2 separate regions of the Homo sapiens genome follow, and region 1 is linked to region 2. A link is an interaction called in ENCODE POLR2A ChIA-PET data of the cell type or tissue named here. Cell type or tissue: endothelial cell of umbilical vein. All regions are shown on one strand. Each heading gives the region's core, and the rest is flanking DNA. Links, peaks and the distances in the headings are about the cores only.

Region 1 (2,923 bases), core at 191-2,690, 72 kb after region 2:
GGTGTGAGGGGGTCATATGTGTGTGTGTTTGTGTGTGTGTTGGTTGGTTATACCAAAATTTTCAGTAACTATTAAGAGTAGTGTTAAACAAACAAAAAAAACTAAAGTGTTAATTTTTTTCTTCAATGTTCACTGTAACTTTTCCTTAGTGAATTCTAGCTGTGTTTGAATAGTTTGGTCTTAAAATACTAGATTTTAAGTTCAAAATAACTTATCTTTGAATATAATCACCTCTACATAATAAAATATACCTATTTGCCTACAACTCTTCACAGTAATTTGATGAGATAAAGAGATTTTAGGCAACAACCTGCTAATAGTTTATGCCAGATGTTGACAAACTGTGATTAGTCCAACTATGGTCGTTTTTTTTACTTCCCTGAGCTAAGGATAGTTTTTACATTTTTTAATGGTTGAAAAAAATCAAAAGAATAGTAACATTTTGTGACACAAGAAAGTTATTCAAAATTTGGATTTCAGTGTCCATAAAGTTTTATTGAGATACTACTACTATGGCTGCTCTCCCAGTGCAACAGCAGAGCTGAGTACTTGTAACAAGGCTCACGTACTATCTGGCCATTTACAGAAAAAGTTTACTTACCCCTTTTCCTGTAATATGATCATCATTTAGCTATACAATGAGAACTCAGGGTAGAATTCAGCTCTACTCTGAATAGAAACTCTACAGTCACACTAAGGTCAACTCTGAATATTGACCTAACCAAAACTGATACAAATTGTTTTGGAACGATGGGGTCTGGGAGTACGAATGAAAGTGGTCCTTGCAGCATTTCTTGTGATCGTTGTGAGAGGGCTAGTCTCACCTCTTCCTTAGTGGGAATCGGTAGATATCATTTGATCCTGAAAGCCCACAGCATCACTATTGGCAGGTCAAGAGAGATAAGGAGGTCAAAAACAAGAGTGAGCTCCAGCATTAAAAAGACTACTCTGGAAGGTGTAAATGGGGAACACTTGAGACCGTTTCTTGGTAGTAAACAACATGGGTTTCTTTTTAGCGGCAAATGTGTTGAAATACTTGCCCCCTTAAACTGAATGTATGGATAGTTTGAGTAAAACAAAAGTATTGAGAAATAGAGCCACTAGTTCCCCCACACGGCATGGCCTTGTCTCCCTGACAGTGCTCCTGACAGGAGAGCCCAGACCTCTCTTCACATACCTCCAGTGCCTGGGTTGAGTAAAGAGGGTTGCCACTTATCCAGAGCGCCTGATTCATCCCTGAATATTGAAGTTCAGTTCAGCTTCTACCGAGTCCCACCCAGTTCCGTGGTTTACCAGTTCAGCTTCTACTGAGTCCCACCTAGTTCCGTGGTTTTCTCCCTGTTCCTGGCTCTGCCCTCTCTGCCCTACTCACCTCCCACCCACTTCCCTAAGCATTGAAGTCCAAACGTAAATCCTTCCAGTTTTTGGCGCCCGGGTATTTGACTTGCGCTCCTTTAATGTGGTATTCTGCCTCTCGTTTTCCTGGCCGCCTCCCTGGGACCCAGTTCCAGCTCACCAGCATCGGCTCCTCACACTCAGTGTTTAGGAGGTATCATCATATCATGGGCTGACAGGAATGACGGGAGAGAAACCTTAACGCAGAGTGAGTCCCCATGGAAACCGCGCCAACCCCGACCGGGGGCGTCGCCAGCGGGAAGGGGTGGGTCCCCTCTCGAATACCCCGCCCGGCTCCGGGAACGTCACCGACGCTCTGGGGCTTTTGCTAAGAAGCGCTCGCCCAGGAGGAGGCAGGGCAAATTGGTGAACAGGGCGGCGTGTCCTTATACGGGCACGAACTCGCGAGGTCCTGTGAGTAGGTCATACTCTCCTGGCCCCGATGTCTTCCCCTGCTTAATGAGAGGCATCTCCTGGCTCCACAGTATAGACTGTCAGGACTTGACTACTTGACTATCCTCTAAAGAGAATCATGATCAAGTCCCAAGTTCTTGGATAAAATGAATTTGTCCTAGATTATGGGAAAACACATTGTGTGTGTGTGTGTGTGTGTGTGTGTGTGTGTGTGTGTGTGTGTGTGTGTTTAAAGACTACTTCAGAAAATTGAGAAAATGTAAATGATGTGCAGGTAGGACTTTAATAAATATAAAGGTAAAAATATTATAAATATGGTATTAAGCATTTGGAATTGGAGGTTTCCATTTGTAAAAGTTGCCAATTATTTTTACAGTTTCTAGTAAAATCATATCCCAGCTTCCTGTTACTCTTTCATTTGCAAAGGTGATCATTCTTAGCCTTTTATTCATCTTGCTCATTGACTAGAGTTCCCAGATTATCTCGAATGGGACTGGTATATCCCTTGTGTAGAAACGTTGCCTTCCTTTTTTTTTTTTTTTTGAGATGGAGTTTCGCTCTTGTCACCCAGGCTGGAGTGCAGTGGCGTGATCTCAGCTCACTGCAACCTCCACCTCCTGGGTTCAAGAGATTCTCTTGCCTTGGCCTCCCAAGTAGCTGGGATTACAGGCCTTTTAAGATTAAAGACTGTTTTTCATTTTGCTTAATCTTTGGACTGCTGGTAATGTAGATATTGAGAACCCTTGAGCATGACTTTAAAATGGCAGCAACTTGAATCTTGAAGTATTGGAACACCGGTGTAAACATGAAACACCTTTACACCCATGTATGGATGTGCCATTTTATTTTCTATGACTCTTATTGTGGAACCTTTACTGTAGTTTGTTTCTGGTTTTCTTCTATTATAAACTTTGCCTTCATAAACATGCCTATTGGTAAATCTCTCCACACACATCTTTCCTTAGGATAAGTTATTCTAAGTACAAATAACAGGTCAAAGAAATGTACATTTTAAAACACTTCAGGCTGGGCGCGGTGGCTCATGCCTGTAATCCTAGCACTTTGGGAGGCTGAGGCGGGCGGATCACGAGGTCAGGAGATCAAGACCATCCTG
Region 2 (2,923 bases), core at 143-2,642:
GTCTCTACTAAAAATACAAAAAATTAGCTGGGCGTGGTGGCGGGTGCCTGTAGTCCCAGCTACTCGGGAGGCTGAAGCAGGAGAATGGCGTGAACCCAGGAGGCAGAGCTTGCAGTGAGCCGAGATCGCAACACTGCACTCCAGCCTGGGTGACAGCATGACACACAAAAAAAGAAGTAATGTAGGTACATAAAGACAAAGCAACAAAGAAAATACATTTTTTTTGAACTGCAAAGATAGGATTGTGGTTTAATTTTTCTCACTCTTTAGATACCCATTAACATGCAAATGTACATTAAAAATACAATCATCAAAGAAACTTATAAAGATTTAATTCAAATATACTAATTACCATCTAAATCTTTCTTTTAAAGTAAAAGATAAAAAAGATTAAAGTTTAAAATCTGCCACATTGAACAAACGGCATTCATGTTTTGTTGCTTTCTAGAGCACTACTACTCAAAGTGTGGTCCACTAACCAGCAGCACCAGCCTCACCTGAGTGCTCTTTAAAGAGGCAACATGTTGGGCTCTAATTAGACCTGCTGAATAAGAAGCTTCCCTGCCCCCGTTTTTTTTTTAAACTTGGCCTTACTCTGTTGCCCAGGTTGGAGTGCAGTGGTGCAATCATAGCTCACCACAATTTCAAACTCTCAGGCTCGAGTAATCCTCCTGCCTCAGCCTCCTCAGTAGCTAAGACTACAGGCGCGTGCCACCAAACCTGGCTAATTTTATTTTTTGTAGAGACAAAGTCTCACTATGTTGCCCAGGCTGGTTGCAACCTCCTGGCCTCAAGCAATCCTCCTGCCTCAGCCTTCCAAAGCACATGAGCCAACGCAATCAGCCCCAGAATCTGAACTTAAGGAAGCTCCCCAGATGATTTGCTTCTGCACAGCAAAGGAAACTATCAACAGAGTGAAGAGACAACCAACAGAATGGGAGAAAATTTTTGCAAACTATGCATCTGACAAAGTCCTAATAGCCAGCATCTATAAGGAAAATAAATAAATTTACAAAAAAGAAAAAATGAATAAGTGAGGCCGGGTGCAGTGGCTCACGCCTGTAATCCCAGCACTTTAAGAGGCCGAGGTGGGCAGATTGCCTGAGCTCAGGAGTTCAAGACCACCCTGGGCAACACGGTGAAACCCCGTCTCCACTAAAATATCTCCACTAAATTACAATAAATTAGCCAGGCATGACAGCATGTGCCTGTAGTCCCAGCTATTCGGGAGGCTGAGGCAGGAGAATCACTTGAACCCAGGAGACTGAGGTTGCAGTGAGCCAAGATAGTGCTACTGCATTCCAGCCTGGGCAACAGAGCGAGACTCCGTCTTAAAAAAAAAAAAAAAAAAGCGGGGCAGGGGAGCAAAGGATAAGAACAGAACAGACACTTTTCAAAAGAAGACATACATGCTGCCAACAATTACATGAAATAAAGCTCAACATCACTGATCATTGGAGAAATGCAAATCAAAACCACAATGAGATACCATCTCACACTAGTCACAATGGCTACTATTAAAAAGTAAAAAGTCACAGACGCTGGGGAGGTTGCAGGGAAAAATGAATGCTCATACACTGTTGGTAGGAGCATAAATTAATTCAAGCATTATGGAAGACAGTGTGACAATTCCTTGAAGACCTAAAAACAGAAATGTCATTCAACCCGGCAATTTCATTACCGGGTATTCACCCAAAGGAATATAAATTGTTCTATTATAAAGACACATGCACACATACATTCACTGCAGCATTCACAATAGCAAAGGCATGGAATCAACTTAAATGCCCATCAGTGATAGACTGGATAAAGAAAATTTGGTACATATACACCATGGAATACTATACAGCCAGAAAAAGAATGAGATCACATCTTTTCTGGGAACATGGATGGAGCTAGAGGCCATTATCCTTAGCAAACTAACGCAGAAACAGAAAACCAAATACTGCATGTTCTCACTTACAAGTGGGAACTAAATGATGAGAACACATGGACACATAGAGGGGAACAACACACACTGGGGTCTATCAGAGGATTGAGGTTGGGAGGAGGGAGAGGATCAGGAAATATAGCTAATGGGTACTAGGCTTAATACTTGGGTGACAAAATAATCTTAACAACAAACCCCCATGACACAAGTTTACCTATGTAACAAGCCTGCACATGTACCCCTGAACTCAAAATAAAAGTTAAATAAAAATTAAAAAAAGCAGCTCCCCAGATGATTTGCATTCACATTAAAATCTGAGAAGCACTGATCTAGAAGAGAATTTACATTTTTGGTTTCTAACAATCTCACATAGCTAATGAGCAACCTCTATAGATGACTTACCAAGTAAAGAAGATGTAAGGGATTGGAACAAACAAAAGGGTAAGGAAGGGAAGGAAAAGAAGTCTGTAGATAAAAATAGGTGGCAAAAGCAATGGGAAAAGAGGGAGAAAAGTGTGGACAGGGTGAGACAGTAAGGGAGTGATTTGGTTTGAGAGTGTGCTATACTTTCTGGAAATGGAACAAAGGAATAGGTTAGAGTAATAAAAGAATAATATTGTTCCTCAATAGCACCAAGGTTCAACTGCATCTCTTTTCTAAGTTGCATTTCCACAATAAATTAGCAACTGAGAAACAAAGTACCCCATGAGATACCTCCCAAAAAGCAAGTGACAAAACTAAATAGACATAAATTTTTTAGAATAAGAGAGGTAGCAATCCCTCCCTTCTGTGTTTTCCTAGGCAGATCTCAGTTGGAGTACTGTGTTCATTTCTTGGCACATAAATGGTATACATGCACCTGGAACAGGTTCAGTAGAGAAGGACAATGATTTAGAAGGAATTTTAACCAACATGAAATGGGACTAGTTAAAGAAATAAATGCAACTCAATGCAGAAAAGACCTGGCAGGTATGACTGCTGCCTTTAAATACT

What was found. ChIA-PET counts read pairs that join two places held together with the same protein. Peaks named below come from ENCODE experiments on the same cell type or tissue, not always from the same donor. Only the 100,000 strongest peaks of a DNase experiment are listed, where the experiment ranks them.
Region 1: POLR2A ChIA-PET joins it to region 2 with 6 read pairs; 2 of 35 experiments call an interaction of 5 or more read pairs at or near these places.

The regions. Positions count from the first base shown.
Region 1 is chr15:43,121,554-43,124,476 of GRCh38, forward strand. No RefSeq gene overlaps it. Among named protein-coding and RNA genes, the nearest start is that of TMEM62, 11 kb to the right of the region's middle. In endothelial cell of umbilical vein, for the core only: no CTCF peak of the experiment used is centred there; a DNase peak (open chromatin) is centred at 1,668; H3K4me3 peaks cover 772 bases; H3K27ac peaks cover 475 bases.
Region 2 is chr15:43,049,391-43,052,313 of GRCh38, forward strand. The region is part of intron 12 of UBR1 (ubiquitin protein ligase E3 component n-recognin 1); the gene reads right to left. Among named protein-coding and RNA genes, the nearest start is that of UBR1, 55 kb to the right of the region's middle. In endothelial cell of umbilical vein, for the core only: no CTCF peak of the experiment used is centred there; no DNase peak of the experiment used is centred there.